Linked DNA regions of Homo sapiens: all the other regions are linked to region 3. A link is a loop called in an ENCODE intact Hi-C map of the cell type or tissue named here. Cell type or tissue: endothelial cell of umbilical vein. All regions are shown on one strand. Links, peaks and the distances in the headings refer to the core of each region. The heading gives the core; the rest is flanking DNA.

What was found. A loop is a pair of places that touch in the nucleus more often than their neighbours do. Peaks named below come from ENCODE experiments on the same cell type or tissue, not always from the same donor. Only the 100,000 strongest peaks of a DNase experiment are listed, where the experiment ranks them.
Region 1: it touches region 3 in a loop (2.8-fold over the local background); 2 of 110 quality-filtered maps call a loop at or near these places.
Region 2: a loop joins it to region 3, with 9 times the contacts of the local background. A loop is called at or near these places in 2 of 110 quality-filtered maps.

What each region holds. Positions count from the first base shown.
Region 1 is chr3:173,579,666-173,590,448 of GRCh38, forward strand. All of the region lies in intron 1 of NLGN1 (neuroligin 1), which reads left to right. Among named protein-coding and RNA genes, the nearest start is that of NLGN1, 190 kb to the left of the region's middle. In endothelial cell of umbilical vein, for the core only: a CTCF peak has its summit at 4,668; DNase peaks (open chromatin) are centred at 4,656, 5,556, 5,686, 5,776 and 1 weaker place; H3K4me3 peaks cover 1,463 bases; H3K27ac peaks cover 1,101 bases.
Region 2 is chr3:175,935,854-175,946,636 of GRCh38, forward strand. No RefSeq gene overlaps it. Among named protein-coding and RNA genes, the nearest start is that of NAALADL2-AS1, 160 kb to the left of the region's middle. In endothelial cell of umbilical vein, for the core only: a CTCF peak has its summit at 5,802 (motif pointing left); no DNase peak of the experiment used is centred there.
Region 3 is chr3:174,394,026-174,404,808 of GRCh38, forward strand. No RefSeq gene overlaps it. Among named protein-coding and RNA genes, the nearest start is that of NAALADL2, 460 kb to the right of the region's middle. In endothelial cell of umbilical vein, for the core only: no CTCF peak of the experiment used is centred there; a DNase peak (open chromatin) is centred at 4,046.

The DNA.
Region 1 (10,783 bases), core at 2,267-6,266, 810 kb before region 3:
TAAGCAGGATTGTGGGAGTAGATTCTTCCCCGTAGAAAGAACCTCTTTGTAAACAGTCACCTTTGCAGTAGTTAGAACTTACAATGTTGCACCACTTTTTATTTTTGTTTCTTTCATAATTCCCAATTGCCATTCATTTAGATTCAAGTCTTGAGCACTTAATATGAGGTTACATCAGGGGAGTTCTGAAGATGGTAGAGGATTTTTTTTTCTCCAGACTTGCTTTACAATTCTGTTTTATTTTATTTCTAGCTTCAGAATTTTTAAAATTATTTTTAAAAAATTGTTGTGGGTATATAGTAGGTATATATGTTTATGGGGTACATGAAATATTTCGGTTATTTCTTCTTTTTCAGACACTGAGCTGCTATCTTTCACAACATCCTAAAACGTTTATCACAAGCCAGAGCTGAATTGATTTGACCTGGTCATAAAAGATGTGCATTTATATGATTTTTCAAAAAAAACCCCACCTTTTCTCAAAATAACTCTTTTGTATTAAAAGCAACAATGAAATACTTACTCCTCTATTTGTTATGAAAACTATGCTGCTTCCTCACATGATCCATTTGGTATTAATCAATCCATCATTTTCTATTTGGTATAGAAACCAAAATAAGATATGTAATTCTAAGATGTTTTTTATCAGAGCTGAAATTTTAATAACACGGTTAAATTGGAATGCCCTATAGTGCTCAGGTTTACCAATCTTGGTCTTTTATTTCCATTATTATTATTCATACTAATTTTTACTTTCCTCCTGTATTGATTTCATTTTCTGAAGAAATTAGCAAGCCCATCTAATGAAGAGATTCTCTTCATTAGAGAATTTATTCTCTTCATATAGCAACTAGTTTTATTGTTTGATCTATTAAGTCAGTCATTTACTAATAATTTGTATCATGAAGGATACAAATATTAAGTATGTTTCTATCCTCTCTGTCAGTAAATCACCAGGGAGATAAATGAATTTGATTCACATTTTTATTCTCAAACACCTTTCCTCTATCCCTCCTTCTCCTTTCACTTCTCCTTTTACTCCTCTTTCTTCATTGACTACCTTACTCTGTGAACTCATTTTACACTTAAACATACTGAAAAATGAACCTTCAGTTCTATATTAATATCTAATACTTGTTCAGTATGGATGCTGAAATATTAATTGATAATAGTAATAGCCATTTGCACTCAACAAATAAATCATCAATAGGAAACTAAGGATTTGTGGTAGTTGGCTGTTTTAAAGTCAACTCTCCTATGATATACTTTGGATTATGCCCAGTATACAGGAGGTATTCAATAAGTGTTTGCTGAAAGAATGTCAGCCTCTCCAAATTTCAGAAATATAATGGTACATCTGCTTCTTCTCCCTTATCTTTCTATTATCAAAGGAAATTAAATTGGCATATCACTATTTCCTTATCACAAATCTGTTTTGGTTATTTCCAGGAAATCTATTCAGAATAGTTGAAAATTGATTGTTTGACAATTAACTCAAGCATTTTTCCTGAGTCCAGGGTGCATTGAATAGTATTAACTGCTCAATTGAGTTATAAAAAATGCCTTTTCTAATATTTGGTATCTCTTTTGCATGGATTATGAAATATAATGCCTAGTGATTGTGAAATGAGATTTCCAGTCCCCATATTTCATATCAACAAAGTCTTCTTATTTGAATTCACATACATATTTTAAATACTCTGGGTGAGTTTTCTTTCATGTTGTAATTTCAGCTTATGGCTACTCTGGCTTTGGTAGTTTTTAGTTAACTGGTCAGACTGAACATGATCAATCAGTTGATTGACTGTTTCACAATTTCAGAGGCCCTGTTACTATTTGTGAGATCAAAGGAAAATACAAGAAAGAGCTAGTTGAGGATTACATATATATTTTTTTCAATTTCAACCATATTTTCCCATTTAGGTGGTAATTTTTGCTTCCTAGCTAGAATTTCTAATATCAATTATAGAAGTAAATAAGCACCATTCCATTTACACTTCTTAGAAATATTTAGTAGTACAGTTTTTTAAAAAAATCTCCATATAAAAAGCACATTATGAAATATTGATATTTCATTTTTTCAGACTTAATTAGAAAATTTTATAATATGGTAAAGATTCACAGGAATAATGTAGTCTAAATCTTTAATTTTAATAAAATATTTAAAGCATATAAACAATTTATATAGTAATATTGTAAACACCCATGTACTCAAGATTCAGGCTGAGAAATAGAGCACAGTAGATACAGTTGAAGCTTCTGGTGATGCCTTTCCAATTTCATTTACTTGGCACCCTCCCCACAGTAACCTCTACCCTGAATATCATGTTTGTCATTATCATACATGTTGATATATTTTGCTGTATATAGGTATGTGATCAAATATAATAGATGTAATTATTTTACCTGTTTTTGAATTTTATATACAAATATCATCATCCTATAAGCATCTTTCCGCAACATCCTTTGTTGTTGTTGCTGCATATTATATTTTTTGAGATTCATTTATATCAACTCAAGGAGCTGAGGTAACATTCATTTTTCTTGTTACCGTTTCTACTATTGCAGTATATGAATATTCTATAAATATTTTGTCCAGCTATTTATCTGAAGGTGTTTAGATTATTTCTCTCTCCTACTGTTTTTTTCTCTTTCAAATAGTTGTGGAATGAATAGTTCTAGGAGTGGAAAAACTGGATTATAGGACATAAAAATGTTCAACTATTGCTAAACTGCTCTCTGAACTTGTACTATCATATACTCTCTGTAATTTCTTCACATTTTCATCAATATTAAGTTTTGCTGGACTTGTAAATTTCTGCCAATTTCATGACTGGGAAACAAAAATCTCATTATTTTGAATTGCATTTCTCTAATAACTAGGGGGATTGAGGACCTTTTTCAGATGCTTATTGGACATTGAGAATCTTTTTCTGTCAATCAACTATTCATTTCCTTAACCCATTCTTTCCTATTATATTTTTTATCTTTTATAAGCCCCTTTATGTACTTTGGATAGTAATCCTTCTTTGATTATATGCATTGCAAATATCTTTTATGAGTGTACATTTTGATTTATATAATTGCTTTATTTTAATATATCAAATTTAATATTATTTCTTTATGGACTTTGGCTTTTTTATGTTGTTTAGTAAACCTTTCTGTTCTCATCTACCCAAAATCATAAAGCTATTTCCCTCTAAATGTTGTAAAATTTTGCTCAGCATCTTTAGGTCTTTAACCCACCTTAACATACATACATGTGAAGTTGCAATCTTGTATTATCATTATTTCATATGGCTAATTCAGTGTCTGAATATGTCATCTTCCCTCAGTGCTTTCTGATGTCACCAGTTATTTATCAGGTTTCCACAAATCCATGAATATTTTTCTGGACTTTCTATTCTGTTCCATTGGACTAGTTTCTAGCCCTGAACCACATCTGCATTGCCTCAGTTACTGTTATTTTATGTTAAGCCTTAATAGTTCATATTGGAACTTCCTGAACCTTTTTCTTCAGATTATTCAGATTATATTGATAATTTCTTACCCTTTGCCCTTGCAAACACATTTTAGAATTAACTTTTAGGCTTCCACAAAAAAATTGTAGTAGATTTTATTAATAATTACATTACTTCTATAGATTAATTTACCATATTGATTCTCCCATCCAGGAACATGTATATTTATTGATTTATATGGGTTTACCCCTTAGTGTTAATAGATAAATTAGCCGTGGGCCAAAAAGTGATGGCCCAAAGTCACATAGCCAATTAATAGCAACACCAGTGGTAGAAGAAAGGTCTTTTGACTCCTTAACACCTTGTACACTAAAAAGGCTTAATTATTTAGTCAGTTAAAAAAGAGTGTCTTGGACTGCTTGCAGCTACAGAACCCCTCACAATGAAAGAGAATTCAACTTCTCTAGTTTACTAGGCCCAATTTGTGTTTCAAGCCCTCAAAGTGTGATTAGAGCGCTTGGGAAAACAAAGTCCTGAAATTCCTTGCATTGACTCTTTCTCTGGAGCCTGTCGGAAATGCTAGGGGTAATCTTGAGGTCATTGAATTTAAAAGCATTCAGGTAAGCAACATTGAGGCCTATGTAATGACTCTTAGGTCTTGTTCTGTGACCACAGGCTTACAGGAGCTATCACTTGCTTTGCTGAATGAACACTAAAAGTCCCAAATGAGTAAGAGATTATCTAAGAATACACACACACACAATCATATTCCTTTAAAGGAAATAAAATTTTAAATGTTTTTCTAAAAGCAGCATATCTCAGGAAGAGTGAGGCTTCTTTTAGGTCGATAGTTATTAAAGAAACAAATACAATTGCTTTGAAATCACCGAATTGCCTCAAATTGGCATTTTAGCTACTAACTGCCATTGGGGAAATTTTTGTAGACAAAAAAAAAAAAATAGAATCCAGAGGAGACAGAAACACAGAAGATTCAGTCTTTAAACGTAAAACAAAGAAACATCAGATGCTGTATTCAAGTAGTCATATACTATTCATGTTAATTGCAGTTCAGCCTTCTTTAACTACTGCAGTAGCCAGTTATCTAAAGGGGCAGAAAGAAAAAAAAAAAAAAAGGTGAGGAGAGGGGATGGGAAAAAAAAGTGAGATCCCTGCAATATCGCCTGGAGCCACTAGGGGTATCTTTGTACCATTTTTCATCCTGCACCGATTTGGAGTAGAAACCTATATTAGGGTAAAACCAGGGTCCTCGGCATTTTTTTTTTTTTTTTTTTTTTTTTTTTTTTTTGCGAGGAGTGCACCCAGAATCCAAAAAAGATTTTTTAAAAAAGAAAGAAAGAAAGAAACCAGAGTTTTTTTTCAGTCACCCGAACAGGGTTATGAAATTGTTCTTCTGGACATCAGCACCGGGAATTCATTTTTGAGGTCAATTTCCAATCGAGATAAATCTATTGGATTAGTAGGATTATCTGATTGCAGCCGAAAGAAGTAACGTTGTTTGATCATTTGTATTTCTTGCCTGATGGTCGGATTTACATGGAGGTGGCTTTGGGTCCCCAGGATTCTGGATCGTGGTTGCATCTGGAGAGAAAAAAGGATCAATCGACACGTTTTAGAAGTGTCCGTGGGTGAATAAAAAAGGAGGGGGGGGTGCAAAACTGGGGTTGCGGATGCTTAAAGCAAAAAAAGAGAAAAGGAAGCGTCTTGAATCCTGGAACAAGAATTACCGGGTGCTCGAGATTTCAAAAAAGCGTCTAGAAACTGGTAAATACTTGGACCATTTCAGCTTGAATTTGACGGCGAAGTGTTGTAGAGACCGTCTCCTTGAATCATTGCAAAGGGACCGGGGAAAGATGAGGGGGCTCCCTCTGTGGATTTATCTTGCTGAGGGTAAGTTTGTGGCTCTTTTATTGGGAGGGGGCTGCCAGGGTTTTGTGCCACTGCGCGGAAGGTGATGCGGACGCGGTGCCTGTGAAATGGAGAGAGAAAGGGGAATATAAAACCACCTCGCGCATCCCCGGGGGGATCGCTAGGGAGCTACCTAGATCGAGCTAAAAAACCTTGTTTTTGTGGCGTCGGTGGGGGAGCCAAGCAGCTCTCCAAGCTCTCAACTTTGCATTGAAAATCTCTCAGTTGGGAGACGCTTCCCAGATCCAGTGCTTTCTCCTAGCAATACTTTAAGGAGAGGAGGCAGCGGTGCCTTGGAAAACCTGCATGTAGAGCGGAAAAGCCCAAGTAGAAATCGCTGGTGCTTCGGCCGCCGTTTCTGCGGCTGTCGTGGCTTCTAGGGGGATATTTTGCAGGGGGAATTGGCTGTTTTCATGTTGTCTCCTCCCCCACCCCTCTCTTCCTACCCCTTCCCGCTTCCCGCTTCTCTCAACCGGACACTAAAGGGTTACAGGGTCACTGCACCGGATAGAGACAGTAGAAGTGGGTGGCTGGCCACACATGTTGTCTTGTAATTCACTTGCACGACTTTCCATAATACAAGTCCGAGGTAACTTTCTTCGAGTTGGAGCAGCCCAGGAAGACGTTGCAGGCTTTTTGCCGAGGGCCCAGGCTAGCGAGTGCGCCAGGCAGACGGCTGCATTTCTGATGCATCCCTGCCCTGCCTGCCTCGCCACTTACTGGCTTTTCTTTCCAACTGAGCGGTGCGCGCGCGTTCCCAGACATTTTCTTGCAGCTGAATTCAGGAATTTTTTTCTTTTTTTAAGAATTTTGTAGCTCCCAAGAAAAACTCATCTTTATTTGCAGAAGGAAATCAATTTCAGCAGCTATAATTAATCACTCAAATCAGTGAATATGAATTGACTCAGGCAACTAAAAGTTGCTTTGGAACCCAGAAAAGCATATTATTCTGAAGTAATTTTGGAGTCCACGTAGCTTCAGAACAATTGCATACAAAGAACTGATTTATTTGAGGGATGTATATAAATGTGTTCAGTAGGTTAACGAATCTGAGACTTCAACATCACAATTTTAGTTGGCTTTTTTTTTTAAAGCCAATTCGTTAAATTTTAAACTTGTAGACATTCAAATGCTTTGGAATAAAATGGAGATAGATAAAAGATAAAACATACATTTTGTATGTTCTAATCTTTAGAATAAAAGTGTTACCTTTTTTCAGGGATTTCTGGTTTACAGATTATGACTGTATGCAGATACCTTTGTGGTTTTACCACTGAAGTCTGTGTGTGTGAACTCATCAAAAGGCAACTCTTCAATGTCATCTGAAGCACACTCATTCTCTAGTACTTTTTTTCAGGAATTCCAGATACATGCGACGTTCTGACTATTAAAAGATTAGTCTAACCAAACTTTCTTCCTGGATTTGTGTGTGTATGTGTGTTTCTGAAATCTAATTTTGAAGCATGCATGTGAGATTTGTTTTCTAAAGATGAAATAGCAAAATATAAAACTTTTGTCTCCCAGGAATTCTAAAGTGGAAAAGGTAGATATTTCTTATTTCAGTAGACGTTGTGTAGGCTTATTTAGAGATTATAGAAATAACAATAAATAGTTTCTACAAACCCAATTGTTAGTTTTAAGGCGATATCTGAGAAGCTAGGTTAGTCTCTTTTTACTCTGCTATAACCCAATTGTTAGTTTTAAGGCGATATCTGAGAAGCTAGGTTAGTCTCTTTTTACTCTGCTATAAGTCACGTGGTTCACGTGCAGACTGAGAGTAGAAGAATGGATGTTCTGTGTATTGGCACAGTCTAGCCACTGATCCTAGCCACACTGTCTAATAGTATTTAAAATATTTTCAAAGTTTAAACGGATTTTAAAAAGACAGCTAGCAAATATCATTAAGTGGTAATAGCAAATAAGTAATGAAGGTGAGTGGTAGGTGGGTTGGAATTTCTCTTTTTAAGCTAATAGAGAATATGGCTGTTGATATAAAAATAGATAGATAATTTGAAACATGAAAAAGAAGGTCCTTTTAAAATTGATTTGCATATTCCAAAACCATTAAATCAGTAGTCATTGCATGTGCCATAGTGTTAAAATGGAAGACTTAACTGAATGTGCCTTTGTAGTGCCTGGAAAATACATTTCTGTCAGAATAAACAATACTTTCTACTCCCCTATTATATTCTCTTTTGTCAGTTAAAATGAAAAGGGAGAAAGTGACCTTCTCTTTGTTATAATCTACTTGGAGGGGCTGTATCCTTTGTTTCTACAAGCAGTACATACACAAAACTTTCAGTAAACTTTGTAGGTAGTAAATCCACTTTGGAAAGCCAATAACAATGGAAATAAGTATATACAAAACTACACACCAAAATTTTTTAAAAAGTTGCGGCCAGTAAACGAAGAGCAAGGTACCCAGTTAGATAAATGCTCTCCCTAATAGAGTGGATTGTTCTAGGAATTATTGAAAAACCTGAGGAATTCACTTAGAAAATTAATTCCATTTAGCTCCATCTTACCCAATACATGTTTTTGGTCCTAATTATTAAAAAGAACATGGTAGCCTTGATGAGTTGTGAATTTTCTATCAGAGTAACACAAAATGTGGTAGTTTGGGGTAAAGAGATGGAAGCTGTCAATTAGCCCTGGAAATCTGCAAGCACAGTTTCTGATATAAGTGACAAGAAATAACATTGGATTCCTCTAAGCTTATCACTATGTAAAAACTGATGTTGCATTCACTGGAGTTTTGCTTGACAGCTGCACCTGTCCCTCAAAAACCTTTTATGTGTTGCAACTGGCCTAACATTCAGGAAAAGCTAACACATTTGCTATAGATTCTTTCTATGATTTTGAGATGATTAACTACATTAAATGTTATTTTACATTAAAAAGAAGTTAGCAACACACTCTTAATTAGAAGCAAAGTGATAAGGGCAATTATTTTTAAATGACTTGTTGAAATTTAACACATGACACTTCCAAGTGCAAATCTTCCATCTCTTTTGCTTTATTGAGAAATAAAAAAGAACAAAAACCAACTTTCAATTAATTTAAAATTCAAGTTTTTGACATATTGAATTTGCCAAGCATTGAAAAATATCAAATTTGTGAACACTCATGATGAGTCTAATGTTTTTATTGCTTTTTAAGAGATAATTTAAAACATCATGAGGTAGCTAACCATATAATCCTGTGGGATAGCAACATTCTGTTTCTAAGAAAATGATTTCTAAGAAAAATGATTCCTTAATAGTAACCCATTTGCTGGTCACTTTTGTTCTGTTATTAATGAAATAATGTTGATAATGTCAAATATTACTATGTTGGTATAAAATGATCTGAATAATCTCTGCCTTCAAGAGTCATCCCCCAAACAAAGTAAAATCAAACAAACAAAAATCCCCACAGCCATTTGGTAGCTAACCTGTGTGATAGAGAATGACTGTCAACTCGAAGCTTAAGTGAAGTCAGGGAAAACTAGTGAATCATTCCAGGAGTTTGAAATTATTAGACATTAAACTTTTGGGGGATTTTTATATGAATTCTTTTTATAACAGTCAGTATAATCTCTTCTGTGCCTATTTCCGTTGCATGTGAGAGAAATTCTAGTCAATGGCAAAGCGCTTCACTGCTGCCATTACTGCAGACTTTATAGATCAGAGATGTGTCAGCATGTTAGCTTTAGCAGTAATGCCTCTTTTGTGTGAAACCTTATGGGCCTTGCAGGCAGTCTGTCATCCTGACACTCATAAAACGTTCAAGTCCCCATATTTATTATTTAATTTTCTTCCTATATATAGCAACACAGCACTTCAATATATGAATGTGTAGTCAAAAAAATGACAGGCAATTGTGGATGGGACTAATGAGTTTTAATAATACACATATTAGGGACCGCTAAAGGAAGTTTAATTAAGAAAAACAAGTTGAGCATGAAATTCATTTTGGAACAAATGCAAGTTAAGTTACTACTACTGATGTAAATTCAAAAACCACAGTGATATATCACAGGAAATTAAGTTCCAGCCTGAGACTAGACCTAACTAATGCAGTTGACATCTTAGGACTTAGCTTTAAGTGGACAAACTTTGATTTGACTTATGAAACAGAAGAATATGTACTTTTTTCACTTTCTCCTGGTTTGTATAGAAATTTTAGTTTAGTATTTTCACTGCATATCCAGCTACGCTTTATGTACATAATATTAGTTCACTTGTGACAGGCCACACAGTAGCTTTTTCTTTTTCTGTAGCCTACTTTTCTAATGCTACATATGCCTACAATTAGAGCTACCTGCTGAGGCCCATGCTGTCTCTTTGGAGGTGCTGTAGGTGGTGCTTCATTAATAGAACTGCATAGTCAACTTTCCTCTACCTATAATTCTGTTTATGTTTTGCATAATTTAGAAAATAAATAGACTAATGTGTTTGCTTGCTTACTTTTATTTATTTATTTGATGGTGGCAGTGCATGTGGAGGAAAAGCAGAAGTTGGGGAAGAGATTGAATATTGGGCAACTATTTTCTTAGAATGTGATTTTCTTATATTTTGCTTGTATTGAAATAGCACAGACACTTTCTATAAAGAGTAAATAATCAGGCAATGATATGAAGGTCTTATTGTATACATATGGTTCTCAACAAATGCCTATTGGGAAACATCCAATTGATATACTGTTTTTTATACCAATGTTTGTCATCAGTTTTTTGTAACCATAATGATTCTTTTTTCTTCCCTGACACACCCAATGAATGGTAGATCTACAGGAGAAGAAAAGAGGTTACTTGTAATGTTTGAAAATGAATTGAAAATTGTCATTGCTTTTTAAAAAACAGTCACAATGAGTACTCTCATATTGTCATATGGAATACTTTCTATGCTTGGAAGATCAACAAGTTCAAACATGTAATCAAGTAATATTGAGTTGATAAAATCCAGGTTGAGATTATCATTAGTAAAAGTTTTTTTCCATGTGACAACCACCACTTCTATGACAGAACTGACCAGAAAAAGTGATTACAGCATAGAACGTTGTGAATATTGTGAATGGTTGTCACAATATTCACACCTTGAAAATAAAACTTGAGCAATTTAATAGTTAACTATAGAGCTAAAAGGAATAAAAGTTCACTTCAGCAACCATTATGTTACAAGTCAGTGCATCTGTCATTTCTAATTTAAATCTGTATTACTTACTGTCCAACACTTTACACATAAGTGACAGTGTTATCTATTCTTTTTCTTATGGGTAGAAAAAGTCACCAGTTTCATTACCTGTTTAACTGTGCCAAGTGTTCTAATACATATGTTACTACAAGATTGATGCCAAAAGTCCCTGTTATTTCACGCCACGGTCTTTAATAACAACATCTAAGAAGGAAAGCGTTT
Region 2 (10,783 bases), core at 3,615-7,614, 1.5 Mb after region 3:
TATTTGTGAGCAAAGAAATGATGTAAAATTGGAACTTATATTTAAATAAGAGCATAAAAGTTTGGAAAATATACAGCCTGGCCATGTGGTAGAAAAGAAAAATTCACTTTCTGGGGAAAAATTTAAGCCTACTGCAGAAATTTGCATAAGTAGAAAAGAGCCAAATGTTGATAACCAAGACAATGGGGAAAACACCTTGAAGGTATTTCAGAAACTTTCTTGGCAGCCCCTCCCATAACAGGCCTAGAGGCCTATGAGGAAATAATGGTTTGATGGGCCAAGTACAGAACCCCTCTGCCCTGCGCAGCCTTGAGACACTGCTCCCCACATCCCAGCCTCTCCAGCTCCAGTCTTGACTAAAAGGGGTCAAGGTACATAAAGCTGGAGCCATTACTCCAGAGAAAGCAAGCCATAAGCCTTGGCAGCCTCCCTGTAGTGTTAAGCCCATGGGTGTGCAGAGTACAAGAGCTGATGCTTGGGAGTTTCACCTAGATTTCAAAGGATACATGGAAGAGCCTGGATGTCCAAGCAGAAGCCTGGTGCAGGGTGAAGCCATCATGGAGAACTTCTACTAGGGCAGTGTGGGGATGAAACATGGGGTTGGAGGCCCCACACCGAGTTCCCACTGTGGCACTCCCTAGTGAAGCTGTGAGAAGAGGGCCACTGACCTCCAGAACCCAGAATGATAGATCCACTGACAGCTTGCACTGTGCACCCGGAAAAGCTGCAGGCACTCACTAGCCCTTGAGAGCAGCCATGGGGGCTGAGCCCTGAAGAGCTACCTTGGGAGCCCACCCACTGCATCAGTGTGCTCTGGATGTGGGACACAGAGTCAAAAATTATTTTTGAGCTTTAAGATTTATTGACTGCCCTTCTGGGTTTTAGACTGTTCTTTTGGCTGAATTCCCCCTTTTGGAATGGGAGTATTTACTCAATGCCTGTATCCCCACTGTATCTTGAAAATAACTCACTTCTTTTGATTTCACAGTGTCACAAGCAGAAGGGACTTGCTTTGTCTCAGATGAGACTTTGGACTATGGACTTTCGAGTTAAAACTGAAATAAGTTAAGACTTTGGGAGCCTGTTGGGAAGGCATAATTGTATTTTGAAATGTGACACAGACATGAAATTTAGGAGGGGCCAGAGGTGGAATAATATGGTTTGGTTCTGTGTCCCTGCCCAAATCTCATGTCAAATCATAAACCCCCATGTTGGAGGCAGGGCCTGGTGGGAGATGATTGGATCATGGGGGTGGTTTCTAACGATTTAACACTATCCCTCTAGTGCTATCTTGTGATAGAGTTCTCATGAGATCTGGTTATTTACAAGTGTGTGGTACTGAGAGGTGACAGCGTGCTGGCAGTCCTCACAGCCCTTGCTCGCTCTCAGCGCCTCCTCTGCCTGGGCTCCCACTTTGGCGGCACTTGAGGAGCCCTTCGGCCCACTGCTGCACTGTGGGAGCCCCTTTCTGGGCTGGCAAAGGCTGGAGCCCACTCCCTCAGCTTGCAGGGAGGTGTGGAGGGAGAGGCACAAGCAGGAACCGGGGCTGCATGCAGCACTTGTTGGCCAACTGGAGTTCCGGGTGTGCGTGGGCTTGGCGGGCCCGCACTCAAAGCAGCCAGCTGCCCTGCCAGCCCCGGGAAGTGAGGGACTTGGCACCTGGGCCAGCGGCTGCAGAGCGTGTACTGGGTCCCCCAGCAGTGCTGGCCCACCGGCACTGTGCTCGATTTCTCACCGGGCCTTAGCTGCCTTCCCGCAGGGCAGGTCTCGGGACTGCAGCCCGCCATGCCTGAGCCTTCCCCCACCTCCGTGGGCTCCTGTGCAGCCCGAGCCTCCCCCACAAGCGCCGCCCCCTGCTCCACGGCGCCCAGTCCCATTGACCATCCAAGGGCTGAGGAGTGTGAGCACGCGGCACACGACTGGCAGGCAGCTCCACCTGCAGCCCCAGTGCACGATCCACTGGGTGAAGCCAGGTGGGCTCCTGTGTCTGGCGGGGCCGTGGAGAACCTTTATGTCTAGCTCAGGGATTGTGAATGCACCAATTGGCACTCTGTATCTAGCTCAGGGTTTGTAAACACACCAATCAGCACCCTGTGTCTAGCTCAGGGTTTGTGAGTACATCAATTGACACTCTGTATCTAGCTGCTCTGGTGGGGCCTTGGAGAACTTTTATGTCTAGCTCAGGGATTGTGAATGCACCAATCAGCACTGTGTATATAGCTCAAGGTTTGTAAACACACCAATCAGCACCCTGTGTCTAGCTCAGGGTTTGTGAGGGCACCAATCGACACTCTGTATCTAGCTGCTCTGGTGGGGACTTGGAGAACCTTTGTGTGGATACTCTGTATCTAACTAATCTGATGGGGACATGGAGAACTTTTGTATCTAGCTCAGGGATTGTAAACGCACCAATCAGCGCCCTGTCAAAACAGGCCACTTGGCTCTACCAATCAGCAGGATGTGGGTGGGGCCAGATAAGAGAATAAAAGCAGGCTGCCGGAGCCAGCAGTGGCAACCCGCTTGGGTCCCCTTCCACACTGTGGAAGGTTTGTTCTTTCACTCTTTGCAATAAATCTTGCTACTGCTCACTCTTTGGGTCCACACTGCTTTTACGAGCTGTAACACTCACCGTGAAGATCTGCAGCTTCACTCCTGAAGCCAGCAAGACCACGAACCCACCAGAAGGAACAAACTCCGAACACATCTGAACATCAGAAGGAACAAACTCCAGACGTGCCACTTTAAGAGCTGTAACACTCACCGCGAGGGTCTGCGGCCTCATTCTTGAAGTCAGTGAGACCAAGAACCCACCAATTCTGGACACAGTACCTTCCCTCTTTCTCTCTCTTCCTACTGCTCCAGCCATGTAAAATATGCCTGCTAATGCTTTCACCTTCTGCCATGCTTGAAAGTTCCTGAGGCCTCCCCAGAAACCATCATGCTTCTCGTATAGCCTGTAGAATGGTGAGCCAATTAAACCTCTTGTATTTATAAATTACTCAGTCTCACGTATTTCTTTATAGAAGTGTGAGAATGAATTAACACAATATCCATTACACATAAAGTGGTACAGGGTTGTTTGAGGTAAAGACAGATTAACTTACATTTTATTTGGTAAATTCTACAGTGATCATTTTTTTTTTTAAAAAAAGAAGTACAATTAATACACTAATATATGATATAAATTAAATATTATACATGGTCAGTTAAAATCACAGAATTCAGAAAAATTGGAAGGAAAAAATAAACTAGGAAAAAACTACAAGAAATAGAATACAGTTATAAACATAGTAGATAGTTATCCAACTATATCACTCAATAATCTCTTTAGATGTTAATGTTCTAAATATACCAGTTAAAGATAGAAATTGTTGAAGAGGATAACAAAACCAAACCTAGCTATATGTCACTTACAAGAAACCCATTTTAAATATATAAAGATACATCTGGGTTAAAAGTAAAAAGATAAACACACAAAGTGCTAATCAAAAGAAAGCAAAGGAGCTACATTAATTTCAGACAAAGCAGACATCAGGAAAGATAGAGATTATTAGGGCTACAGAGCTTTATCTAATGATAAAAGGGTTAATTTTCCAAAAAGACATAACAATCCTAAATGTGTATGCCTCATACAAGAGAACATTAAAATACATGCAGTAATATTGATAAAACTGAAGGAGAAATAGGCTAACAGAGGCACTATTATACCTGTAGATTTCAGCACTTACCCATTAGTAATTGACAGATGCAACAAGCAGAAAATGAAAATATATTTAAACTGAACATCTCTATCACTAACTTATCTAGTTGACATGTTTAGCAAAGTACATCCACAATGGCAGAATATATATATATTTTTTTCATGATCACATGGAACGTTCTTCAAGGTTGACCACATTTGGGCCATAAAAGACATCTTAAAAATATAAAATAATAGAATTAATACAAAGTATGTTCTCATACTACAATGAAGTTCAAATAGAAGTCAGTAACATGTAGATAACTGAGATAGCTCCAAATATCTGAAAATTGACACATTTCTAAATAAGTGAGAGGTCAAAATAGAAGTCTCAGTAAAAATTTAAAATTTTGAAGTAAATAAAAATGAAAACAAAATATATCGATACTTAGCTTTTTTTTCTCCAAGATGGAGGCATAGAGGCTTTGTTAGCGAACCTCATTCACTTGGAAATAGCAAAATAGTGTGCAGAGATTCACATTGTGATCAAGGAAAGAATAGGAAGCTCAACATAAAAATGAAACAAACTTTGGATACTTTGAAAAATATGGTGGGCAGCAGACCACACTGTGGGTCTGACGGAAAACTGTGAGTTCCAAGTTCCTGAGAGGGGAAGAGTATCTTCACAGTATACATTTCCACTTGGGAGTCAGGCAATCCAGGCCACAGAGGAGCTCCTTGACTCTTCCAACTGATACAATTCTGGGATCAGTGAAGAGACTGTGAGAAGAGGCAGCAGGAAGTACTTTGCACATGCTCCCAGACCTTGATGCTAATAGGAGATCATTCCTGATCTTAACTCATAGGGGGCTGTGCGGAAATCTGTCATCCAGAACAAGCATTAGTCATCGGTTTAGAGAATCTCAAGAATGAGATTTGCAATCTAGTCTTAAGAGGAGGAAGAGCCCCATGGCCAGATCTGAGAGATGAGTGTAGCATGGGTTTGAAACACGGGCATAAGCGTTGGGCAGTCCCACTGCAGGATGCAGGACTGGAGTCGGAGGGGTGTGGCCTGGGAGTCCAAGTTTTTGTCCCTGGCAGGGAGTTTTGTGGCATAGGACAGTTTTGTAATCTGAAGACAGATTGCTTGTGTCTTGACTTACTGTTTCAGCTTGCTGCCAGGAGTGGGTTATGGGAGGGAGCCTTGCTGGGTCAAGGGTGTGGGAGTGAGGCAGGTGTCACTACCATCTGCTAGGTTGTGGAACACAAACTGCTTCTCTTTTCCCATGCTGACTCTTTGGCACAAAATAAGTTGTTATGCTCCTCCTTGAAGCATTGCCCCAGTGGCCTGAGCACTGCCTTCTGATCCATGTTATGGCCGTTGCTTGTACCTACCATTGGGGAGCCTGAGTACAGCCCTGCCTGGCTCAGCCCTGCCCAGCTTTACCCCAGCCACCAGCCTCAGAGGCAGAGCATGGGACTCGGACTCCTGGAAGTCCCACAGCGCAGCCTATTGCCTGCAGCTTCTCAGTACTTCCGGTTAACAAAGGTCAAGCAAAAGCCCAACTGCCATTATCACAGTTGGCTCTCACCTGCAAGTGCCACCTACTGGCTAGGAGACAAACCTGCAAAGCCCGTTTTGTTTTTTACATCTGCTGAGACAATTGCACAACATTTGAAAAAGAGAAGAGATTTGCATGACCTCTGCCACCTCCGTTGTTCACACCACCCTGTCTACTCAGAGGGACTTGAGTCTGCTCCCCCACAGGGTACGTTACGACTACACCAGGCATTTGGGAAAGCCACCACAATAAGACTATCTGTATCCAAGAAAATAATACAGTCTATACAACTTCCTTGCCACCTGTATCACAAATGGTGCTTGTGCCTGCCATTGCAGGACCCTAAGGCAGGCCAGCCCAGTCCAGCTCCACCCAGCATCACTCCCACACCTCAGGGCTGAGTACAGAGCCCTGGACACTCTGCATTTTATGGGCCAACCCATTGCCTGAGGCTGTGGAGAGCTTTTCCTGGTAAACAAAGATCAAGCATCAACCCTACTGCCAACTGCTGCAGCCAACTCTTACCTGAAAGTGCCACCTACTGGCCTGGAGGTTGAACTGCACAACCCAATACAAAATCTGCTGCCAGAAGTACACAGCTCTTAGAAATGAAATAAGCTTTTTAAGACCTCTGTCAACCCTGCCCTACAGGAGGCCATGAGCCTGTTCACATGTTCAGTACACTACTAGTACAACTGGTGTTTGAGAAAGCCACTAAGGCTATCTATAACCAAAGAATTCATACAGGGACTTGCCAGTGAAAGCACCCAGAAGCAAAGCCAAATGATCCTATTCAACAGACAATATAGTCACATCCTTAAGGTGGGAAAATAAAAATCCCATTTAAATAAAACTAAATTATAAAATAAGAAGTGACATTTTTCCAAATGAGAAGAAACCAGCATAACAATTCTGGAGAAGAAACTGGGTGTTACACCACCACCAAGAATCACTCTAACTTTCTAGAAATGGATCCTAACCAAAATGAAAATTTTGAAATAGCAGACAAATAATTTAAAATATTTACTTTAAAGAAACTCAGTGAGATGCAAACCAATACAAATAAATCAGAATATCAATTGAGGATATGGTTTAGGCTATGATAGAAATTTACCCATGAGGTAGATATTTTTTAAAAAATAAAACTTATGGAAATAAAAAATAACTGAAGAAATTATAAAGTCGAGTTGAAAGCTTCAACAATAGGAGAAAGAATCTCAGAACTTGAATACAGGTTTTCAAAAATTCAATCAAAAATTCAAAAATACAATCACATAAAGATGAAGAAAAATAATGTTTAAAAAATGAATGAAGCCTTCAAGAAGTGTAGGACTTCTTAAATATCTGAACCTATGAAGCATAAATATTTCTGAGGGGGAAGAAAAAACAAAAAATTTTAAAAACCAATTTGTGGAAAACTTCCCTATTCTAACAAGAGATCTAGACATTCAGATACAAGAGGATCAACAACTTCAGAAAAATGCATTGAAAGAAGATCCTCATCATGATATATAGTCATCAGATTGTCTAAGGTCAAACTAGATTTAAAAAAAAACCTAAAAAACTAAAACTAAAATCAGCAATATCCAGCCATCTACAAAGAAAACTCCATCAGACCAACAATGAACTTCCCAACAAAAACTTTACAAGCCACAAGAGATTGGGATTCTATTTTCATAGTGCTTAAAAAAAAAGCAAAATTGTCAACTCTAAATTTTGTATTCTGCTGGAATATACCTCATGAATGAAGGAGAAGTAAAGTGTTTACCAAACAAGAAAACGATGAGAGAATTTGTCATTGGTACTACAAGAAGTGTGCAAAGGAGTTCTAAACATGGAAACAAAAAGTCAATACTAGTCATCACAAAAACACATGAAATATAAAACTCACAGATCTTATAAGACAGTTAAACGAGGAAGAGAAAGAAATGAAATGGCAACGTAAAAGAACTTCACCAAACCACAAAGATAAACAGCAAAAAAAAAAAAAAAAAAAAAAAGAAACAAAAAATCTACAAAGCAACTATATGACAATTAGCATTATGAAAGGTACAAAACCTCAGATGGCCATAGTAATCTTGAATGTAAAAAGAGTACATGCTCCAATTAAAAGGTATAGATTGGTAAAATGTATAAAAGAAAAGAACCAACCATATGCTGCCTACAAGAAACTCACCTTACTGGTGAACACACTTATAGACTGAAGGTGAGGGGTTGGAAGAAGATATTCCATGAAAAAGGAAACCAAAAGCAAGCAAGAATAGCTATACTTGGATTAGATAAAACAGACTTTATGTCAAAAACAGTAAAAAAGATAAACAATTATATATTGATAAAAAGATCAATTCAACAAGAAGCTATAACAATCCTGAATATGTATACATCTGACTCTGGAACAGTCAGATTTGTGAAACAAATATGACTAGATCTAAGAAATACAGAAAAACAATAACAGTGAGAGACTTCAACACCCTACTGACAACACTAGACAGATCATCACAACAGAAAATCAAGAAACAAACACTGGACTTAAATTAAACTCAATTATCAAATGGACCTAACAGACATTTACAGAACATTCTATGCAACAACCACAGAATATATATTCTCATCAACACATGGAATATTTTTCAAAAATAGACCATATATTAGGCCATAAAACAAGTTTCAATAAATTTTTAATATTGAAATCATACCAAGCATCTTCTGAAACCACAGTGGAATAAAACTTGAGACCAATTCCATGGACATAAACACGGTTATCTGGAATGATCTTTGGGTAAAGGATTTAATTAAGACAAAAATTAAAACATTTTTGAAATGAAAAAAAAGGGAGACAAAATACACCAAAACCTCTTGGATACAGCAAATGCAGTGTGAAGAGAGAAGTTTATAGTGGTAAATGCCCACATCAAAATAATGGAAAAAATCACAAATTAACAATCTAACATCACACCTTAGGAAAACAGAAAAATAACAGTGCACAAACCAAAAAGCTAGGTTAAGTATAGAAATAACAAAGATTAGAGAAGAACTAAGTGGAATTGAGACAAAAAATACAACGATTAATGAGACAAAAGATAGCTTCTTTGAAAAGATGAGCAAAATTGATAGACTTCTGGATAGACAAACCTAGAAGATAGACGATTCAAGTAAACACAATGAGAAATGAAAAAGGAGACATTACAACTGATACCACAGAAATAAAAACCATCATCAGAGACTACTATGAGTAGCTCTACACTCACAAACTAGAAAAGCTAGAGGAAATGGATAAATCGTTGGAAACATACAACTTCCTAAAAGTGAACAAAGAAGAAATAGAAATCTTGAACAGGTCAATAACCAGTAGCAAGATTGAATCAATAATGAAAAATCCCTCAATAATCAAAGCTCGGCTACAGACCGATTTACAGCTGAATTCTACCAGATGTACGAAAAACTGGTACCAGTCTTACTGAAACTGTTCTGAAAAAATTGAGAAGGAGGGAATTCCCCGTAACTTATTACATAAATTCAATATCAACATGATACTCAAACCAGAAAAGGACACAAGAAGAAAAGAAAGCTACAGACCAAAGTTCCCGATGAGCATACATGCAGAAATCCTCAAGAAAATACTAGCAAACTGAAATCAACGTTACATCAAAAATATAATATACCATAATCGGTTTGGTTTTATTCTAGGGATGAATGGATGGTCCAACATACACAAATCAATTAATGTCATTCACCACGTAAACAGAATAAAAAACACAAACCATATGATTATCTCAATAGATGCAGAATGAGCATTTGATAAAATACAGCATGGCTTCATGATAAAAACCCTTAACAAACTAGGTATAGAAGGAGCATACCTGAAAATAATAAAAACCATTTATGACAAACTCACAAGCAACATTATACTGAATGGGGAAAAGTTGAAAGCATTACTTATAAGAACTGGAATAAGACCAGAATGCCCATTTTTCACCACACCCATTCAGCACAGTACTGGAAGCCCTAGCCAAAGTAATCAGGTAAAAAGAAAAGGCATCCAAATTGGGGATGAAGAAGTCAAATTATCATGTTTGCTGATGATATGATAAGAAAACCCTAAGACTCCACCAAAAGACTCCTAGATTTGATAAATAAATTCAGTAAAGTTTCAGGATATAAAATCAATAGCATTTCAATACACCAGTAATGATCAAGCTGAGAACAAAATCAAGAAGTCAATCCCATTTACCAAGGATAAAAAACTCAAAAATATAGGAATATATTTAACCAAGGAGATAAAAGATCTCTACAAAGAAACTACAAAACAATGATGAAAAAAATTGTATGTGACAGAAATAAATGGAAAAATATTTTATGTACATGGATCAGAAGAAAATCAGTATCATTAAAGTGACCATACAGCTCAAAGCAGTCTACAGATACAATGAAATTCCTATCAAAATACCAATGTCATTTTTCACATCATTAGAAAAAGAAACCCTAAAATTCACATGGAACTAAAAAAGATCCCAAATAGCCAAAGCAATCCTCAGCAATAAGAACAAAGCTGGAGGCATCATATTACGTGACCTTAAATTATACTACAAAGCTATAGTAACCAAAACAGCATGGTACTAGTATTCAAACAGACACATAGATCAATAGAACAGAATAAAGAACCCAGAAATGAAGCCACATGGCTATAGTCACAAATATTTGGGGTATGTCTAAAGAAAAATGGAATCAACTTAGAGTTCCAAAAAGTCAAAGCTGAAACAATTTGAGCAACAACAACAACAAAGTGGAATTGGATTGTAATCTAAATAATAAAATAAATATCCCTGCCTCCATAATAATATAAACAACTGATTGAATACATAAATAAATGGTGTAGAATAGAAAAACTCACATGTGGAAGGATTTCAAATTATATATGCAGATATCCTGAGCATAAGTTCTCACTAATAAGTGTTGGCTGTGTATAATGACTCTTCAAAAGAGTACAGTCTAAAAAAGGGAAAAAGGTAACTACAGTGGAGAAACCTGAAAAATACTATCTCAACCAGTTTTTCAATGTTACCACCAATAGTGATAAGTCTTTGATATTATTTACCTTTGATGTGATGAAAATAGTACTTTATCTCTGTATTCTTTTCAAAAACCTGAAAGCCCAGTCTAACCATGAGAAAAAACATCAGAAAAATTTCAATAGTAAGACATAAAGCAAAATTCCTGACCAGTATTCATGAACGCTTTCAATTTTATCAAAAATAAGGAAAGTCTGAAAAACTGTCAAAGCCAAGGAACCTAAAGAGACATGAAAACAAAATGTAATGTGATATCCAGGTAAGATTTTAGAGTCAAAAAAGAACATTAGGTGAAAACAAGAAGTCTAAGTATGGACATTATTTAAAATAGTGTATAACATTGGTTCATTACTGTGACTGTATTAGTCCATTTTCACACGGCTGTAAAGAACTACCTGACATTGGGTAATATATAAAGGAAAGAGGTTTAATTGACTAACAGTTCCACATGGCTGAGGAAGCTTCAGGAAACT
Region 3 (10,783 bases), core at 2,218-6,217:
TATGTATATATGATATGTATATGTATATGTATATATGTATATATGATATGTATATATGTATATATGACATGTATATGTATATATGTATTTATGATATGTATATATATTGGTTATATATGTCTGTGTGTGTCTGTGTGCATTTGTGTGTATAAATTCTAAAAACAAACAGCTCAATTCACCAATTCTGCTTCTCTCTGACTAAACTTTGCTTAATGAGCACTGATGATGATTTGCACCATTACAAATTCCAGGTCTTTTGCCTCCACTGAGACTTCAATGTGCCTCAGAAATCCTGTGTATTTCTTCTGGTTACTTTCTCTTTGTCTTACTCTAATTCTCAACAATTACTAACAGAAACTTTCTTTATTTTCTCTAAACTACCAAGATACCTCTTCCGACATCGCTTTCAGAACGTGATCTCAATCATCACTTCCCCAAACCTTCCTCAGCCTCCCACCATGCTACTTTCATTTTACACTCCTTCGTTCTTTCTTCCTTCTTCCCTGACACAATTAGTAAGGGGTTGTCTCTCTTAACTGAATGGAAAATGGCTTCTATCTTTGTGTTTATCTCTCTCTGCTCCACCAAAATCACTCTAGTTCTCACGTCTTCTCCCATGATCAAGTTTCTTGTCAGCATTTAATTTTACTTAGGTTACTCCATGTTAAGGAGAGACAGAGGAAAGAGAGTGGGAAGGAAGGAAAGAAGAAAAGAAGGGTGTCAGAGAGGGTGAGAGGAGAAAGAAACTTCATTTGGGATGCCACTAGTTAATATGCCTGGCAGATAAGAGGTTATGATAAACATTTATGAAATAAATATTGAAGAGCATTATGTTTCAGTGTGATAAACCTTGACTTACGAGCTTCATGATGTCAAAGAAGAAAACAGTATGATCTTTCAAGAACTGTAAATGTGAATGCAAATAATGCCTTAAAGGACATACTTGACATGAATCATCCACCTGTTCTTTGCTTGTTTGTTTGTTTGTTTTTTGACAGCAAAGATCAGAGAAAAACCACAAAATGGAATGGACATACATTTTTCCTAATCATATATTGTCATTAAAAAAAGTTTATCTCTTTCAACAGAGGTAGAAAATTTACAAAGGAACAGAGAGCTCCGTTAGTTGAATTCCAAAGAATTCCAATATATAAATTTGTTTTACTTTCTTGTTACCTTAAAAACATACAGTTTATATTTCATTTTGTTCAGATTTCATTGGGTTAGTTTTGTTTTAGTATTTTTTTTTTTTTTTTTTTTTAGAGACATGGGTCTCACTGTGTTACCCAGGTTTGTCTCAAGCTCATGAATTTAAGCAATCCTCGCCTCTCAGTCTCCCAAAGTGCTAGGATTATAGGCATGAGCTACTACACCTGGCCCACTAGGTTACTTTAGAATGCAAATGTTGTATTTCACAATCCTAAAAATCTTTCAATATGTGACAACTTTAAGTGTAGTGATTTGCAGTACAAAAATTGTCATTAGCGCACATCACAATAGCATTTCTTCTGTTAATCTTGTCTAATTACTTGGTTTTATCTATTACTTATGAACTTCCCAAATGTGATGGTTAATACTGAGTGTCAACTTGATTGGATTGAAGGATGAAAAGTATTGATCCTGGGTGTGTCTGTGAGGGTGTTGCCAAAGGAGATTAACGTTTGAGTCAGTGGGCTGGGGAAGGTAGACCTACTTTTAATCGTGTGGGCACCATATAATCAGTTGTTGGTGCAGCTAGAATATAAAGCAAGCAGAAAAATGTGAAAATACTAGACTGGCTTAGCCTCCCAGCCTACATCTTTCTCCCAGCCTACATCTTTCTCCTGTGCTGGATGCTTCCTGCCCTTGAACATCTGACTCCAAGTTCTTCCGTTTTAGGACTCAGACTGGCTTTCCTTGCTCCTCAGCTTGCAGGCAGTCTATTGTGGGACCTTGTGATTGTCTGAGTTAATACTTAATAAACTCCCCTTTATATATATATACCCTTACTGTCCTACCTCAGGGGTATATCAATTCTCTGGCTTTGTGTCATAATCTTATTCAGAGAGACCTTGATTGCTTTTTGCCTCTGCAAGATATCACACTGGTGCATTACATTGATGACATTATGATGATGGCATCCAGTGAGCAAGAAGTAGCAAACACACTGGACTTATTGGTGAGACATTTGCATGCCAGAGGATGAGAAATAAATCTGACTGAAACTCTGGGATCTTCTCCCTCAGTAAAATTTCTAGGGGTCCAGTGGTGTGGGGCTTATCAAGATATTCTTTCTAAGGTGAAGGATAAGTTGCTGCATTTGGTCCTTCCCACAACCAAGAAAGAGGCCCTAGTGGGCCTATTTGGATTTTGGAGACAACACATTCCTCATTGGAGTGTGTTACTCCAGCCCATCTATCTAGTAACCCAAAAGGCTGCCAGTTTTGAGTGTGGTCCAGAACAGGAGAAGGCTCAGCAACAGGTCCAGGCTGCTGTGCAAGCTGCTCTGCCACTTGAGCCACATGACCCAGCAGATCCAGCGGTGCTTGAGATGTCAGTGGCAGATAGGGATTCTTTTGGAGCCTTTGGCAGGCCCCCATAGGAGAATCACAGTAAAGGCCTCCACAATGGAGGTAGGGAAGAGTATGCATGGAATACAGGGGATCCATTAGGGTGTCTCTTAGTATTATCATGCCATGTGATTAAGGTAAATGGGAAACTACAACAGCCCAATCCAGGCAGAACTACAAATGACCCAGACCCTTCATGAATGAAGGTTTGGGTCACTCCACCAGGAGAAAAACCATGACCTGCTGAGGTGCTTGCTGAAGGCGAAGGGAATACAGAATGGATAGTAGAAGAAGGTAGTCATCAATACCAGCTATAATCACATGACCAGCTGCAGAAATGAGGACTGTAATTGTCATGAGTATTTCCTCCTTCTTTTGTTAAAAACATGTTTGTACATGCATACACTTGGACTAAGAAAATATATTTTATTTCCTTTTTCCTTTGTCATGTTAATAAGATTATTGACTTCATATCAGCATTTAAGTATTATTAACTTTATGTAATAACATTTGGGTTGGGGATTGGTGCGTTTCTGGTTGTATGAAGGATAGTTGTGTTATGTTGCCATAATTATGACATTATTGCCTTTACTTAAAGATTATGTATGATCTCAGGAGATGTGTATGGGTTCAAGTTGATAAGGAGTGGACTTGGGATGGTTAATACTGAGTGTCAACTTGGTTGGATTGAAGGATGCAAAGTACTGATTCTGGGTGTGTCTGTGAAGGTGTTGCCAAAGGAGATTAACATTTGAGTCAGTGGGCTGGGGAAGGTAGACCCACCCTTAATCTGTGTGGGCACCATCTAATCAGCTGCCAGCACAGCTAGAATATAAAGCAGGCAGAAAAATGTGAAAAGACTAGACTGGCCTAGCTGTCAGCCTACATCTTTGTCCTGTGCTGGATGCTTCCTGTCCTCAAACATTGGACTCCAAGTTCTTCAGTTTTGAGACTCGAACTGGCTTTACTTGCTCCTCAGCTTGCAGATGGCCTGTTGTGTGACCTTGTGATTGGCGTGAGTTGATACTTACTAAACTCCCCTTTATATCTATTATCTATCTATCTATCTATCTATCTATCTATCTATCCATCCTATTAGTTCTGTCCCTCTAAAGAACCCTGACTCATACACCAAATTCTGGGCTGGGTGCAGTGGCTCACACCTGTAATCCTAGCACTTTGGGAAGCCAAGGCAGGTGGATTGCTTGAGACTAGGAGTTTGAGACCAGCCTGGGCAACATAGCAAAACCCTGTCTCTATAAATGTAAAAAGATTTAAAATTCCCAAATTCTTTATGTGTTCAAAGTGAAAAAAAATTAGATTAATTTTAATAGTAGAAACAGAACTATAAACTCATTCTATGTATGGATTCTTATAACACCCAGACTACCTTTAAGAGTAGATTCCTTAAATTTCAAACATACACTAAGACCTGAAATTTATTATTTCATACACCAGATGTCACTGTCTCTCCATGCTAGTAAAATGAACCAACAAATTTTGGCAGGTAAAAAAAACAAAAAGCCAGCATGATGGTATGCCACTGTAGTCACAGTTATTTGGGAGGCTGAGATAAGAGGATCATTTGAGTCCAGCCTGGGCAACATGGCAAGACCCTATCTCTAAAAAATATTTTAGAAAAGCCTAATTTACCCTCCATTACCATTTTTAAGTGTATACTGAATGGAAATGTGTAAATTTGTAAACCAAAAAACAAGACCAAAAATGTTCATAGTGGCAGTACTTGTAATATCCCAAACTGGAAGCTACCCAAATGCCAGCCAATCAAAAGTAGAATGAATAAATACATTGGGTGTATGTATAGACAGTGGTATACTATGCAGCAAGAAAATGAAAAAAAAAATACAACTACACACAACAAATCCCAGAAACATGTTGAGCAGAAGTCACTTACAATACAGTATGTATTTTATGATTCCATGAGTTTTATAAAGTTCAAAAACATGCAAAACTAATATATGGGTTAGCAGTCAGGTTAGTGATTGTCCTTGGTGGCGGGGGGTTGAGACTAGGATTGGGCAAGAGGAAACTTCTGGGGTACTGGTAGCATTCTGTCTCTTGACCGTTTGTTCAGTTTCTAAAAATAAAATGAGCTGTACTTTTATGATTCCTGCTATTTTATTTATATGTGATAAAATTAAATGTTCAATTAAATCAATTCAAGTATAAAGAGTTACTTGAAACTATGTTAGTAAACCTACTGAAGATCTACTCAAAATATAATTCAAATTTGATGATTACATGTGTTGGAAATTCCCAAGTTTTTCCTTCAGTTGATTTCAAATTCCTAAATAGTTTTGTTTGATTCCCATGGCTGCTCCCTTTTGTGATTCAAGGAAATTTTCTTCATCATGGCTTCTTATCTCATCATACTGTGTGTCCAAGGAATGTACTCTTCAATGATGAGCTCAATTCTGCATTATCTCAATTATTTCCTTTCGCTGATTCTTTCCCCTTAGCATATAAACATGTCTACATTTTGCCATCTTCAAAAACAAAATATACTTCTCTGCTTCTTAGCTCTCACTAGCTAGTATGCTATTATTTTTCCACTTTTCACAGCCCGGCTTGCTTGGCTCCATATCTTCATCTCCCAACAACATCTCCCATGGCAACACATAACTCCATGAAAATTGTGCTCCCTAAAGTCACAGGAAGCCTCTATACAGTAATTCGCCTTTGTGTTATTCCTTGGAACATTTCAACTTTTAATAACTATTTCTTGGGGGGAGCTGAGGTGTATGAAACAAAAGTCCTAACCTAATGTGTAATGGTAAAAGGAAATCAGTCCAATACAGTAACTTTAGTCCTATATAATAATTTAAACAATATCATTAGGTCTCATTTTTTATAGGTAAAATTTCTAGCTTCTCAGACATTTGTTACCATTCCAAATACCTCTCCAAGACAATGTCTATGTACAAAGTACAGTGTTTCTTATTGTTTCTTCTTCGTAGTGAGGGAAAATGGTGATCAGAGATTTATTAATCCACATTATATACTTGTGCTATTTTAGCACTTTTCTCTTCTCTTGATGATATATCTTTTCTATCTAATTACTACTGCTCTTAATGGCATTCGTGGATAAAATCAGTGGTTTTTCATGAAAGCAGTACTGCCATCTAGGGAATGTTTTTGAACTTTGGGGGAAGTGGCAGAGGAAGTAGTTTGTCCCATAATTTGTAGAAGTTACCAGTATTCATTGGTTCAAAGTCAGGGCTGTAAGGTGTCCTACACAACCAAGAATTGTCCCACATTGTTAGATTTGTGTATATTTATATTTATATTTCATTTATATTTATTTTATGTAAATGAAATCTATATAAGATAATTTATATAAATGTATATTTCTTTGGGCATATACCCAGTAATAGGATTTATATTTCTTTGGATATATACCCAGTAATGGGATTGCTGGGTCAAATGGTATTTCTGTCTCTATATCTTTAAGGAATTGCCACACTGTCTTCCACAATGATTGCACTAATTTACACTCCCACCAACAGTGTAAAAGCATTCCTTTTTCTCCACAACCTTGCCAGCATCTGTTGTTTTTTGGCTTTTTAATAATTGCCATTCTGACTGGTGTCAGATCATATCTCACTGTGGTTTTGATTTTCATTTCTCTAATGATTGGTGATGTTGAGCCTTTTTTTCATGTGTTTGTTGGCTGCATGTATGTCTTCTTTTGAGATGTGTCTGCTTCTGTCCTTTCCCCACTTTATAACGGGATTGTTTGCTTTTTTCTTGTAAGTTTGCTTAAGTTTGCTTGTAGATTCTGGGTACTAGAACTTTTTCAGACACATAGATTGCAAAAATTTTCTCCCATTCTATAGTTTGTTCACTGTTGTGATAGTTTCTTTCACTGTACAGAAGCTCTTTAGTTTAGGATCCCATTTGTCAACTTTTGCTTATGTTGCAATTGCTTTTGGTGTTTTCATCATGAAATCTTAGCCTGTGACCATGGCCTCAATAAAATTGCCTAGATTTTCTTCTAGTTTTTTATACTTTTGTTTTTACATTAAACCCTTTAATCCATAATCCATCTTAAGTTGACTTTTGTATATGGTGTAAGGAAGGGGTCCCATTTCAATTTTCTACATATGGCTAGCCAGTTCTCCCAGCACCATTTATGAAATAGGAAATCCTCTCCCCATTGCTTGTTTTTGTCAGGTTTGTCAAAGATCAGATGGGTTTAGCTGTGTGATCTTATTTCTGGGTTCCCTATTATGTTCCATTGGTCTATGTATCTATTATTGTACCAGTACCATGCTGTTTTGGTTACTATAGCCTTGTAGTATAGTTTGAAGTTATGTAGTGTGATGCTTCCAGGTTTGTTTTTCTTCTTTTTGTTTAAGATCATCTTGGCTATTTGAACTCTTTGTTGGTTCCATATGAATTTTAAAGTAGTTTTTTCTAATTCTGTGAAGAGTGTCAATGGTAGTTTAATGAGAATAGCATTGAATCTATAAAATGCTTTGGGCAGTATGGCCATTTTCACAATATTGATTCTTCCTATCCATGAAAATGGAATGTTTTTCCATTTGTTTATGTCATCTCTGATAAAACAAACTTTAAACCAACAAAATCAAAATAGACAGAGAAGGGCATTGCATAGTGGTAAAGCGTTCAATTCAACAAGAAGACCTAACTATCCTAAATATATTTGCACTCAATATAGGAGCACCCAGATTCATAAATAAAGTTCTTAGGGACCATCAAACAGACTTGGACACACAATAATAGAGGGAGACTTTAACACTCCACTGACAGTATTAGACAGATCATCAAGAGAGAAAATTGACAAAGATATTTAGGACCTGAACTCAGCTCTGGATCAAGCAGACCTGATATATATCTACAGAACTCTCCACCCAAAAACAACAGAATATACACTCTTCTCATCACCACATGGCACTTACTCTAAAATTGATCACATAATCGGAAGTAAAACTCTCCTCAGCAAATGCAAAAGAACTGGAATTATAACAAACAGCCTCTCAGACCACAACACAATCAATTAGAGTTCAAGATTAAGAAAATCACTCAGAACCACACAAGTACATGGAAATTAAACAACCTGCTCCTGAATGACTCTTGGGTAAATAATGAAACTAAGGCAGAAACCAAGAAGTTATTTGGAACTAAGGAGAACAAAGATACAATGTGCTAGAATCTCTAGGACACAACTAACACAGTGTTAAGAGGGAAACTTATAGCACTAACTGCCCACATCAAAAAGCTAGAAAGATCTTAAATTAACAACCTAACATCACAACTAAAAGAACTAAAGAACCAAGAGCAAATAAACCCTAAATCTAGCAGAAGACAAGAAATAACCAAGATCGCACCTGAACGGAAGGAGATAGAGACATAAAAAACCTTTCAAAAAATCAACGAATTCAGGAGCTGCTTTTTAAATTATTAACAAAATAGATAGACCACCAGCTAGACTAATAAAGAAAAAAAGAGAGAATATTCAAATAAACACAATCAGAAATGATAAGGGGGATATCACCACTGACCCCACAGAAACACAAACAACCATGAAGAGAATCCCACACACATCTCTATGCACATAAACTAGGAAATCTAGAAGACGTAGATACATTCCTACTATGTACACACTCCCAAAATTAAGTTAGGAAGAAATTGAATCCCTAATACACCAATAATAATGAGTTCTGAAATTGAGGCAGTAATAAATAGCCTACCAACCCAAAAAAGCCCATGACCAGACAAATTCACAGCTGAATTCTACCAGAGGTACAAAGAAGAACTGGTACCATTTCTACTGAAATTATGCCAAACAATTGACAAGTAGGGACTCCTCTCTAACTCATTGTATGAAGCCAGCATCATACTGATACCAAAACCTGGCAGAGGTACAACAATAAAAGAAAACTTCAAGCCAATATCCTTGATGAACATTGATGCAAAAATCCTCAATAAAATACGGCAAGCCAAATCCAGCAGCACATCAAAAAGCTTATCCACCACCATCAAGTAGGCTTCATCCTCAGGATGCAAGCTTGGTTCAACATACGCAAATCAATAATGTGATTCATCACATTAACAGAACTAAAGACAAAAATCACATGATTATCTCAACAGATGCAGAAAAGGCCTTCGATAAAATTCAACATCCCTTCATGTTAAAAACTCTCAATAAACTAGGTATTGAAGGAACGGAAGTCAAAATAATAAGTCATATATGAAAAACCACAGTCAATATCATACTGAATGGGCAAGAGCTGGAAGCATTCCCCTTGAAAACCAGCACAACATAAGGTTGCCCTCTCTCACCACTCTATCCAACATAGAATTGGAAGTTCTGGCCAGGGCAATCAGGCAAGAGAAAGAAATAAAGTGTATTCAGATAGGAAGAGAGGAAGTCAAACTATCTTTGCTTGCAGATAATATGATCCTATATCTAGAAAACCCCATCGTCTCAGCCCAAAAGCTTCTTAAATGGATAAGCAACTTGAGCAAAGTCTCAGGATACAAAATCAATGCCCCAAAATTATGAGCATTCCTATATGCCAACAACAGACAAGCCTACAGCCAAATCATGAATGAATTCCCATTTGCGATTGCCACAGAAATAATAAAATATCTAGTAATACAGCTAACAAGGGAAGTGAAGGACCTCTTCAAGGAAAACTAGGAAAAACGGTTTTTAAAAATGGTATACACCCCCTAAAAAATTACTTTTTTTTTTGGCACTCTTCTACCATTCTATCAAATTTTCTTTCTCTCCTTTGGCAGATACAATAAACCTTAGTTCACTGCATTTAGGTACAAACTATACTTGCTTTTGAATATTTTATTGTTACTTTTATTAACTTGTTTAATTGACATGCTTTTGGTTTTTTCTTTTTCTTTTTTTTTTTTTTTTTTTTTTTTTTTTTGAGACGAAGTCTCGCTCTGTCACCAGGCTGGAGTGCTATGGCGCAATCTCAGCTCACGGCAACTTCTGACTCCCTGTTTCAAGCAATTCTCCTGCCTCAGCCTCCCAAGTAGCTAGGATTACAGGCACACACCACCATGCCCAGCTAATTTTTGTATTTTTAGGAGAGACGGGTTTTCACAATGTTGGCCAGGATAGTCTCAATCTCCTGACCTCATGATCTGCCCACCTTGGCCTCCCGAAGTGCAGGGATTACAGGTGTCAGCCACAGTGCCCAGCTTACATCCTTTTCTATTTGTGAGCATCTTTGGTTACCTTAGGATGAGATGGAACACATAATAAATTTTCCCATTTAAACTAAAGGAAAAATTGTTTAATATGGGAGTTTTCATGTTACAGTTTTCATGAAATATCATTGTTATGCAAATTATAGATGTAATTATCCTTGACTTCTAAACACACAGTCAGATTGTTTCCTACCCTTCCAGAGCTGTGGGTACAAAGCCACCATTGTACAACAGGAATTCTTAGGGAGGTGCTTCTGTTGTGACCTAGGACTGCAATTGCTGTTTAGTCCTTTGTTCCCATCAAGAGAACAGAAAGTGAAAAAAAGATTCACTGTAAGTATGATATTTCAATTGAAAATATTTTCTCTTGTTATCCAAGAATCACAGGAATTCCTGGTAACATTTTGTAGTTTGTATCATAGTGAATTATTTGATAAATTAAGGAGAGGATAGATTTGGAAATTTAAATACAAATTAATATTTTCACCGATAAATTTTACTTGTATTTGCTAATGAAAGTGAAGAGTAAAAGTATTCCAACAGATACAGAGAATGAGAACACAAAAGCGTACCTAATTTCTCCTCCATGGCTTTTCTTTCATCCTTACCTACCACACATTCCCCAGTTTTCATTATGGAATAAAAACATCAAGGGAAAATTAATAGCATACCAGTGTACACGTGTATAAAAGTATATTAACTTGATAAAAACACTGTTAAGTTAAACATTTGACTAGATTCCCCAGTTTACAGAATGCAAAATTATTCTGACTTAAAAATCGTCAGTGCACAAATATATTAAATTTTCAGCCAAACATTGTTTTATTATAACTTTATCCATTTATTTTTCTTTAAATTTAGACATTGTTTTTACATCATTGGAAACAAAATAATTCTATTTTATATGGGAAAACACTGCCTTTTATATCTGTTCAACTACAGTTTAACTAGGAACTCCCTCAAACTTCACCTGTCACCCTATTCTGTTTTGCGTAACTTGTCTAGTCCTGCAAATT